3 separate regions of the Homo sapiens genome follow, and regions 2 and 3 are each linked to region 1. The links are chromatin contacts, found by Hi-C or POLR2A ChIA-PET in ENCODE. All regions are on one chromosome and are shown on one strand. The core of a region is the stretch at or near the end of the contact, and the rest is flanking DNA. Distances in the headings are between cores, read along the strand shown. Region 1 has its middle 46 kb from the start of TXN2. Region 2 overlaps MYH9 (myosin heavy chain 9). Region 3 holds the start of FOXRED2 (FAD dependent oxidoreductase domain containing 2).

What was found. Hi-C counts contacts between places; a loop is a spot of excess contacts on that map. ChIA-PET counts read pairs that join two places held with the same protein, here RNA polymerase II (POLR2A). Pooled maps may share reads with other maps.
Region 2: a pooled map shows a loop between it and region 1 (5-fold over the local background). The contact joins two enhancer-like sites. A Hi-C loop is called at or near these places in 1 of 37 single-sample maps with no recorded cell type and 8 of 50 pooled maps. POLR2A ChIA-PET finds 5 or more read pairs at or near these places in 17 of 52 experiments (AG04450, BJ, CD4-positive, alpha-beta T cell and 11 more).
Region 3: a pooled map shows a loop between it and region 1 (2.2-fold over the local background). The contact joins the promoter of FOXRED2 here to the enhancer-like site in region 1. A Hi-C loop is called at or near these places in 1 of 50 pooled maps. POLR2A ChIA-PET finds 5 or more read pairs at or near these places in 4 of 52 experiments (AG04450, BJ, WTC11 and 1 more).

Annotation. Positions count from the first base shown.
Region 1 is chr22:36,434,234-36,437,712 of GRCh38, forward strand. No RefSeq gene overlaps it. Among named protein-coding and RNA genes, the nearest start is that of TXN2, 46 kb to the right of the region's middle. RefSeq lists enhancers at 1,412-1,541, 1,563-2,198. Within about 2 kb of position 1,563, at least 16 of the 41 ENCODE cell types and tissues checked have a DNase peak (open chromatin) inside an H3K27ac peak, as active enhancers do; they include CD4-positive, alpha-beta T cell, where a contact is called at or near this core.
Region 2 is chr22:36,327,308-36,330,786 of GRCh38, forward strand. MYH9 (myosin heavy chain 9) reads right to left here. Exons shown (of 41, transcript NM_002473.6): 4 at 154-181. Among named protein-coding and RNA genes, the nearest start is that of MIR6819, 42 kb to the left of the region's middle. RefSeq lists enhancers at 451-1,080, 1,081-1,710, 1,689-1,938. Within about 2 kb of position 1,509, at least 36 of the 41 ENCODE cell types and tissues checked have a DNase peak (open chromatin) inside an H3K27ac peak, as active enhancers do; they include CD4-positive, alpha-beta T cell, where a contact is called at or near this core.
Region 3 is chr22:36,505,420-36,508,898 of GRCh38, forward strand. FOXRED2 (FAD dependent oxidoreductase domain containing 2) reads right to left here and starts at 1,621. Exons shown (of 9, transcript NM_001102371.2): 1 at 1,590-1,621; 2 at 477-1,004. The coding sequence starts at 1,003. RefSeq lists a silencer at 1,368-1,867.

The sequences.
Region 1 (3,479 bases), core at 313-2,812:
TTCTTTCCTTTCTTTCTTTTGAAATGGAGTCTCGCTCTATTGCCCAGGCTGGAGTGCAGTGGCGCGATCTCGGCTCACTGCAACCTCCGCCTACCGGGTTCAAGCGATTCTCCTGCCTCAGCCTCCCGAGCAGCTGGCGTTACAAACGTGAGCCACCACGCCTGGCTAGTTTTTGTATTTTTAGCAGAGACGGGATTTCACCATGTTGGCCAGGCTGGTTTCAAACTCCTGGCCTCAAGCGATCTGCCCTCCTCGACCTCCCAAAGTGCTGGGATTACGGGCGTGAGCCACCGCGCCCGGCCTCATTCACTCATTTCTTTTCCCAGGGTCCACCTACCCAGGCTAGGCCTGCTGTGCTGAGGACACCGAGGGAGGCAGACCGTGGCCCTGCCCACCATAATTAAGTGTTGGAGGCCACTGTCTAGGGGTAGAAGCAGCCACAGAAACATAGAGATACAGAGAAACAGGTGACTCAGTGAGGTCAGGGCACAGGACCTTTATGACATGTGGGGAGGGTGAGGTCTGAGAATGGAGGAGGGAAAGACCGGCTGTGTGGAGGGAAGGGGGTGCCTGTGGGGCCTCGCCCCTGGAGCCCTGGGACCCTCCTGCGCTAGGGGTGCAGAGTCCACAGCGAGGGACAGTGCACAGTTAGGCAGGCTCTATGCAGTCAGTTTTACTCCAACCCTTTGTTGGCAAGAGGGGAGGGAATCGGTTATATTAAAACAAACACAGACAGAGCAGGGAGTGCGAAGGCCACGTTCATAAGGTTCCTTCAGTAAACAACAAAGACCTGGAGAACTGTCGAGTGAGCCTCTAGTTCAGTTCCTTGACCCGCCTTTTCCCTCCCCACTTTCTCCTGTATCCCACCAGCTCCTCTTGCAATGAGGCACTGCTGTGGGTTTGAGAAGCGCTGAACGGCCCAGAGCTCAGCCTGGACTAGAAAGACTCAGGTGCGCCAGGCGTAGTGGCTCACGCCTGTAATCCCAGCACTTTAGGAGGCCGAGGCAGGCGGATCACCTAAGGTTGGGAGTTCAACACCAGGCTGACCAACATGGAGAAACCCTGTTTCTACTAAAAATACAAAATTAGCCGGGCGTGGTGGCACATGCCTGTAATCCCAGCTACTCAGGAGGCTGAGGCAGGAGAACTGCTTGAACGTGGGAGGGGGAGGTTGCAGTGAGCCGGGATCGCGCCATTGCACTCCAGCCTGGGCAACAAGAGCACAATTCCATCTCAGAAAAAAAAAGAAAAAAGAAAAAAAGGAAGGCTCAGGTGCTCCTTCATTCAACCACAGTCACAGAGATGCCCAGCCAGGTTCTTCCTGCCAACATGCACGTCTGAGGCAGGGACCTGGCCGAGGGCTGGCTGGTCAATAAAAGGCCCCTCCCTTCACGGCCTTCCCTGTCCCCACCTCCTAACCTCTGGTTTTCACCAGCTTCCTCTAGCTTCTTTTCAACACAGCTTTCACTGCTGGCGGCCTCTGTGTCTTTGATATCCCGCTAGGTGCCGGGCTCTCTGCTCAGCAGTGCGGATGCAAGAGGAAACCAGGGTGGCCCATCAAAGCAGCCCCTGGGTTTGAATCCTGGCCCCACCACTTAAAGCGGAGTGCGGGAAGTTTCCTTTCCTCGTCTGTCAAATTAGGGTATTTCCCCACCCTCACACCTGGCTTAAGGCACTCATCTTCAGCTCAGGAGGAATCCTGCTCACAGTTACAAAGGCTCAGTTACTCAACCTCCTGCTGCAATAGATCACACCCTCCACTTCAAGAACAGTCCCCAGAAAAGCAGCCACTGTGACTGCCGGGTTCACCACAGCGTCGCCAGTGTCTCTCACCGGGTCTGGCACGCGGCAGGGGCACAATAAATACCCCCCCTTCATTCCTTCAGCTTATGCATATTAATCATCAGACAAGTGCTAAGACTTAGGCATATCTTTTCTCATTTTCCAGCTGAGCAAAGTGAGACTCAGAGAGGTCAAGTGGCTTGCCCATAGTCACACAGCAAGTAAGTGACTAAGCTGATATTTAGAACTAGTTCTTCCACCAGACTTTTTCCACTTGACCCAAAGTGTCAAAGTGTAGAAATATGGAGGCAAGGAAAGGGTTGGTCTTTTGGGAAGATGACCAGAACAGCAGATGAGAAATGGGCTGGGGCAGGTTCCCTATGGGCATTGAAGGTCAAGTGGGGGATAGGAGGGCTTAGGCTGTCATCCTGTAGGCCACAGGACTGGAGGTTTGTTCCTGCTTTGGGCCCTTGTAAAACTAAAGTGGAGGCCGGGCATGGTGGCTCACGCCTGTAATCCCAGCACTCTGGGAGGCCGAGGTGGGCAGATCACCTGAGGTTGGGAGTTTGAGACCAGCCTGACCAACAAGGAGAAACCCCATCTCTACAGATACAAAATTAGCAGGGCGTGGTGGCACATGCCTGTAATCCCAGCTACTTGGGAGGCTGAGGCAGGAGAATTGCTTGAACCTGGGAGGCAGAGGTTGCGGTGAACCAAGATCATGTCATTGCACTCCAGCCTGGGCAACAAGAGCGAAACTCCGTCTCAAACAAACAAAAAATAAAGTGTCACAGGCAGACGGCTTATCACACTACTCAGTTTTCTTACCTGAAAACATGGCACAGATGTACTGATAAGGGTTAATAATCCCAGTGGAAAGAGTTTGAGCCTTGGCGTCAAATATATCTGGGTTAAAATTCCAGCACTACCACTTCCTGGTTGGGGGACCTCAGCAAACAATAAAATGATTTACCCGTCTGCCTCTCAGTGTCCAGCTCAGGAGAATAGGTCTGATCTTTTTTTTTTTTTTTTTTTTTTGAGACAGAGTCTCGCTCTGTTGCCCAGGCTGGAGTACAGTGGCGCAATCTCGGCTCACTGCAACCTCCATCTCCCGAGTTCAAGTGATTCTCCTGCCTCAGCTTCATGAGTAGCTGGTACTACAGGCATGCGCCACCACGCCCAGCTAATTTTTGTATTTATTTATTTATTTTTTTAGTAGAGACGAGGTTTCAGCATGTTGGCCAGGCTGTTCTCGTACTCCTGACCTCAAGTGATCCACCCGCCTCAGCTTCCCAAAGTGCTGGGATTACAGGCGTGAGCCACTGTGCCCTGCCTGATCTTTTTATTTATTTATTTTTTTCCCAAGACGGAGTCTTGCTCTGTCACCCAGGCTGGAGTACAGTGGCTTGATCTTGGCTCACTGCAACCTCCACCTCCCGAGTTCAAGCGATTCTCCTGGCCCATCCTCCTGAGTAGCTGGGATTACAGGCACGTGCCTCCACGCCCAGCTAATGTTTGTATTTTTAGTAGAGATGGGGTTCCACTATGTTGGCCAGGCTGTCTCGAACTCCTGACCTCAGGTGATCCACCCACCTCGGCCTCCCAAAGTGCTGGGACTACAGGTGTGAGCCACTGCGCCTGGCCACTCTATGGGCTTTTCATTTCTTTCTTTCTTTCTTTTTTTTTTTTTTTGAGAC
Region 2 (3,479 bases), core at 259-2,758, 110 kb before region 1:
AACTGAAGTCCTATCCCTTGGAGAAGTGGAGGAGGGGCCTTGAATTGGGAATGGGGGACTCTGCAAGCCCCAGTTGTGGTTTCAGTAGGAGACCTCAAGAATGAGAACAGACTGGGGTGAAACGAACCACTACCCAGACGGAGAAATACTTACGTGCACAAGATGGATTGATCTTCTCGGTCTGAAACAAAGAAGACATCAGATTAACTCCCGCCAGATGCAAAAGCCTCCCCACCTTGCTCCCAAAGAGCTGCCCGTTTCCCAGACAGGGAGCACAGTGTCACAGATGCTGTCTTTGTGGGGATCTCGCAGTCTACCCTCACACCTGGCTAGGAGGAGCATCTTCGGGGGAGAGTGCCATTGGGCAGCTGCTCCTGCCGCCCAGGAGCTCAGATTGTCCACCCACGCTGTTCAGCCCCCACCAGAAAACCAGAAATAGTTCTGTGTCTCCCACCTTAGAGGAACTAGTGTGTGGAAAACTCTCCAGGAGTCGACTTCCCTGGGAGCTGAGTGGGACCTGCCCTGTGTGTTTATAACGGGGTGGGGGGCTGAAGCTGTTAGAAAGAAGCCTGCTGCAGGTGCTCTAAATACCATCCCCACTGAAGGAAGGAGCACCATTTAAGAGGCTGGGGAAGGAGGGGTGACGAGGCCTGGCTTTGCAACGGGACAGCCCTGGGATAAGATGCTGCCTCACAGCCTGAGACCCGGGACAGGTGCGCAGGCTTCTCTGAGCCCCAGCTCCCTCCTCCGCAGCGTGGGATAACAGTACTTGTGTCCACAACACATGTGAACACACCAGCACGGTGTCTGGCAAGTGGAAGGCGTGCAATGATGTCACTTTAGAGGCAGCTTGTAAAGAATGACAGCTTCTGATGGGTTTCTGTGACAACCTGTTCTCTAGCCGGGTGTCAGGAACTTTCAGCAACTATCAACAGCTCTATGAACTGCTCGGCAAGGAAGGTTATAAATACCCACCCTCCCCCAGTACAGGAGGGGCAGTAATGCCCACACTCTGAAAGCTAAGTTTGCCAGAAACACTAAGGCATCCTGGCTGTTCAGTACTGGGTATTCAAGCAACAGCTGAAAATATAAACTCATTTTTTTCCGTTTTATCCCGCCCCATCTAATAGCCTCACCGTCCTTGAAGTCAAATTGGCCTGAATCCAGGATCAGGCTACTTACAAATATTTGAGCTGCAGTGAGGTATTTAATTCTGAGTCTCAGTTTCTACATCCACAAAGTAAGATCTGCTACTAACTCCCTTGCAGGATTAGTTTGAAAAATAGAAATAACACATAAAATGGACCTGCCGCAGTCCCTGTAAAGACAGTAAGCTCCACAAACGGTTGCTGTCTATACCGACTTCCCCAACGCGACGTCGCCACGATGGGTGGCAGTGGCGTTGTCAGGGCAGTGGGAGCATCCGTGGCTGTTGGTACAGTATCAGCCCTGGGTGGAAACACGGATTCAGCGACGTGTGAAGGACACACTGAGTGGCTCGCACCACCTGGTCAGGGCCCTGCGTGACTAGGCACTGGGAGAATGACTCACGGCTTTCCACGTGCATGGCCTCAGGAGACACATTTAACCGTTCAACACCAGTAGCCACCGACCAGCTAGGCTGCCTGCCTCTTCCGAGGTGAGCTTTCTAGCATGCCTGACCTCAGCAGCGTGTGGGGCTGGGCACTGCCTCCAATCTCTTCTTCTGCCCACTGGTCATTCAGGAGGGAAAAGGAAGCCCAGACAGAAAGAAGAAAAAACAAACCTCACACCCAACACCAATGGCAGCTGCCCCTGCCCTGGGCCGCAGCTTCCTCCCAGCCCCCTAAGCATCAACGGGGTGGGGGCGCAGAGGGGCTGGGTCACTCTCATTCACAAACACACCCCACACCCTGCTCTCTGATGTGGAAACTACTCAGGAGGCAAGCTCTAGGGGAGGCAAGCCTTACTCCCCCTTGCCTTTCTCAAAAAACACGAGTCCTTCAAGCCTGCACAGCGAGGACAGAGATTAGAGACCTGCATCCTCGACTAGACAGACGGGAAGACAGAAGGGAGGGAGGCGGCAGGAACCACAGCCTGGGGAAGACAGAGCAATTTCATTGCTGGCCCCTAACGACAGTGTGGCAACCGATAAGGGTTTGGAACAAACATTTTTGTCATCCCAGCCCCCTGCCCTCCCCCACTGCGTCTCCCTGTGGTCTGCCCCAGCTGTGGGCATGTTTAGTCACCGGCTCTACTAGCAGGCAAGAATGTACCTGCGAGTGCTGGCAAGTCGTGAGCAGCCAACGGCCCAATGCTACCATAAAAGGAAACATTCCCCAACCCTTCCAGAGGAACCGTTTTCCCAGGGCTGTCCCTAGGATGGCTGGAATTCCTCTAATTGTGTGAGGAGGAGTCAGAGGCTCTGCTGCTGAACAACAGGAAGCAGAGCCCCCAAACACACTCGAGGGCATGCACACAGAGGCGCACGCACGCACAAGGGCATGGACACACACATAGACACGCAAGCATCTGTGCATACACAGTCACATATGGAGGTAGGTGTACAGAGGTACGTGTGCACAGAAATACATGCGCACACACGTGTGCAAAGCCATATACATAGATCCACACAAGGCACACAGCTGCACACGCATTCACAGATGCATATCCACAAGCACAAGTGCAAACACAGGCACGCAAGGCACATGTATTCACAGGTGAATGTGAACATACATGTATGTACATAGCCATGCACACACACGGATGTATGCACAGGCACACACACTTCAAATTCCGAAACCCCAGAGCCAAATTCAGTGTCTCCTCTCCATCCACCCGAGCGTCCCTAGCTCTCCCACTTCTCCAGCCTTCCCCGTCCAATTCCTGAAGCCAATTTACCACTGTCAACACAGCCTAACCATACCTTAAAGAAATCTGGATTTGTTCTGCCAGGAACATTCATCTGGACAAATGCTTTCTGAAAGGCAAACTGCTGGGAGGCCTCCTCATTGCATCTCTTACCGCACTGCTTAGTATCCTAAATCCACCGGCCGGATGCACCACGAATCGTACCATGGCCCCATGCAACCGAAAAGGTCTTTCCAATGCTCAGGAAGGGTTTTGGTCTGTTATCTTGTGTGGCCTCCAATAACCTTACAAGGTATTGTATTGTAATGTACAAAGCAGGTATTATCATCATTGTTTTGCCATCTTTCCACACAGCGGTTCTTCTGGATTTGTTCCTGATCTCAGAGGCATCTCTTCTGGGCAGTGGGGTGGTTAGAATTCTTAGCAACCAGTGGGCTCTTTGGCCTACTCAGTTTACTCTGCAGCCCACCTCCCCACCCTATGCATTCTAGTGGAGACTGCCATTGGCGCCCACCCCATCAACCCTTCCCCGCACTGTCATCTCACAGGATGAGCACATTCAGAGTCCGGCCCAATCTGCTTGTTTTGGCTCGAGTCCTTATTTGGCCTGTAAGGACTGAAGGCTTATT
Region 3 (3,479 bases), core at 371-2,870, 71 kb after region 1:
GACTTGGATCCTGCCGGCTTGCAGAAGAATGCTTTGATCACAGAGTGGTTTCAAAAATAGAATTGAAGGCCGGGTGCGGTGGCTCATACCTGTAATCCCAGCATTTGGGGAGGCTGAGGTGGGTGGATCTCCTGAGGTCAGGAGTTCGAGACCAGCCTGGCCAACGTCGTGAAATCTCATCTCCACCAAAAATATAAAAAAATTAGCCGGGTGTGGTGGTGCTTGCCTGTAATCCCAGCTACTGGGGAGGCTGAGGCAGGAGAATCGCTTGAACTAGAGAGGCGGAGGTTGCAGTGAGCTGACCTCGTGCCATTGCACTCCAGCCTGGGCGACAGAGTGAGACTCCGTCTTAAAAAAAAAAAAAAGCGAAATACCCTTTTTCGTCCATTCCTCCCATACCTACTGGCCAATCAAGGTGTGTGGTTCGTGTGGGGAAGGTCCCAGCTTCCGCAGGTGAGCTCTGGCACCGGCCTTACCTGCACTGATGCACCTGGCCCTTCTGGTCAGTTAGGATGAAGTAGTGGCCATTCCAGGCCTGTCGGTCCTTGTCCAGAGTGACGTGGGCGATGGTGGTGTTGTACTGGACACGGAGCCCCAGCGTGTCCGCGAAGTCACCCAGGTAGCGCACCATGTCGCGGGCGTCGGGGAAGTAGGCACGCGAGTAGTGTCTGAAGAGCAGCCGGGGGTCGTGGCTGAGCAGAGAGTTCCAGTCGTGGCGGAGGTTGAACTCGGCGTTAGCCTTGCCCGTGTACCGCTTGTTGATGCTGATGAGCTTGCGGTGCCGCGGGTAGCGTGTGAAGAAGCTGCCGGGCCGCGGGGCCCGCTCGAACACTGCGTAGTCGCGTCCAGCGCGCTGCAGGAAGTAGGCCATCTGCAGGCCCGCGGGCCCAGCGCCCAGCACGCAGTAGTCCCGGCGCGGGGGCACCGACAGCGCTGGGTGCAGGGCGATGGCCAGGAGCAGCCCCGGGGGACCCCACAACGGGGCCGCAGCGGAGAGGCCCATCCTGCAGCAGATCAGAGGGGTAAGGCCTCGCACCCGGCCCGGCGGCTGGGAGACACGAGGCCCAGAAAGAGGCGGGGCCTGCGGGAACTCTCACTGCAATCTGGGTCACGGCCAGGCCCAGAAGCCGTCCTCAGAGCTCATTTGCCCGGACTCCACCGTTTCAAGCTGGGACTTGGGGCTCCCCGGAATCCCGAGCCCCTCCATCTTATCTCCCTCAGGGTCTCCTTCCTCAGGGGCACCGGCTCCCCGCTTATGATTGTAGTAACCTCCACCCTGGGGAAGGAGAGCGTACTCCCCAATTTTCCCCTAATTTGAGGGTGCCCAACACCCCTTTGAACCACCCTCCAGGTTGGACCTTCCAGAGGCCTTGGCCCCTCTCCAGCGACCGGGTGGGAGCCTGAAGTGGGTGTGGCCTGCGTGCGCCCCGCCCCCTGCCAGGGTCCGCGCGCCCCAGGCTCTTCGGCCACGTGACAGGGATGCCGCGCACACCTGCCGCCCGCCCGCGTGCGCTTCAGGAGCCGCCAGGTCCCTACGCCCGCAGCTCCGGCCTCCCCGCCTCCGACCGAACCCTGAGAAACGCGCGAACCTCCCAGCCGCTCCGGCTGCAACCCGTGGTCTAATGAGGCCGCGCTTGGCTCGCTTGCTCCGCGGCGGCTCCGCCCCTCGCGCCCGGACCAATGGCAGGGGGCGGGGTCACGTGCGCGGCGCGCGGCACGCCGGGACCAGCTGGCAGGCTGCCTGCTCCGGCCCAGCGCGGGAGAGGCGCGCGCGTGCTGCGTTCGCTGCTCCGGGGGCTGGTAGAGGGGCCTGGGGCTAGCGCGCACCCGCGAGGGTGGAAGGTCTGGAGATCCGGGATGGGGAACTGGGTCCTTCGTTTTAAAAGGTGCCTCTCTACACGGAGGGAGGGGAGCACGTGATTTTTGGAGCTAATCCTAGCTCTCATATTCCATGAATGTAGCCAAACGCTAAAACTAGTTGGCCTACCCAGTTTTGTGGGACTGGAAACCAGCGTGGTGGAGCCAGGACCGATAAGCCAATTAACAAGCGTTTGCTACAGTGACTCAGTGTACTGCTTACCAAGTAACATACACGACTGTCCTAATCTTCCACCAAATAGGAGAGGTGGGCAAGGCATTGTTTCCGACATTTGGTAGCTGACTGGTCAAATGGAGACATAGGGATGAAGGGATATGTTTACAATCACAGGAAGTGGAGCCTGGAATTAAAACTCAGTGGAGGCAAGATAAATGGCAGGAGGAAGATAACGTGAACTGGATGATGAAGGTTGGCTTCCCAGGGGTGGCAAGTGGCCCCTGCATGAGATTTACATGGGGAGAAATACGAAGTCAGTGTAGGAACCTTCAAAGTCCAGTGAAATGGGGCTGAGTGTTCTTGGGGGAAGGGCAGGTGGAAAGAACTGCGAGCCTGCAGATTTGCATGGCTGGAGATTCTTTGAATTAAAAATCGTAGCTGGGGACTCCTTAGAAAAATTTTCCTGACCTCTCAGGCCTACAAGTACCTACCAAAGAATGTCATTTACTTTTTCTTTTTTTTTTTTTTTTGAGATGGAGTCTCACTCTGTCGCCCAGGCTGGAGTGCAGTGGCGTGATCTCGGCTCACTGCAAGCTCCACCTCCCAGGTTCACGCCATTTTTCTGCCCCAGCCTCCCTAGTAGCTGGGACTACAGGTGCCCGCCACCACACCCGGCTAATTTTTTGTATTTTTAGTAGAGACAGGGTTTCACTGTGTTAGCCAGGATGGTCTCGATCTCCTGACCTCGTGATCCGCCCGCCTCGGCCTCCCAAAGTGCTGGGATTACAGGCGTGAGCCACCGCGCCTGGCCGAATGTCATTTACTTTCTTCAGTCTGTGTCAACATCAGAGAAAAGCTCCCTCAGAGCAGAAATTGTCCAGTATCTGACATACGGAAGTTTAAGCATTTGTTGAATAAGCATTGCAACCAGAGAGGTCAGGCAGAATACTTTGCCAAAAATAAAGTAGGGATGTCTTATTTCTTCTTTTTGAGACAGAGTCTCACTGTCACCCAGGCTGGAGTGCAGTGACACAATCATGGCTCACTGCAGCCCTGACCTTCCAGGCTCAAGCGATCCTGCTTCAGCCTCCCAAAGTGCTAGGGATTACAAGTGTGTGCCATGGCCCCTGGCCAATTTTTCAAAAAAATTTTTGGGGGCATATGTGTATATATTTATGGGGCATATGAGATGTTTTGATAGTCATGCAATTTGGGGATGTCTGTTTCTTAGTGGTTGTGAAGATTATGAGAATGGGTGCTGGCAAACAAGTTCCTAAAATAATTGCTGGTCTTATGTGGTGAATACAGTAGTGGGAAATTAAACAGAATTCGTCAAGTATGGTAGGGCCCTACGAGTAGGCTGAACCTAGATTGTAAGCAACAGGATGCTACTGGGAGTTTCTGAATGTAGGATTACTGCAGCAGTCAACTTGGTAGCCCCATG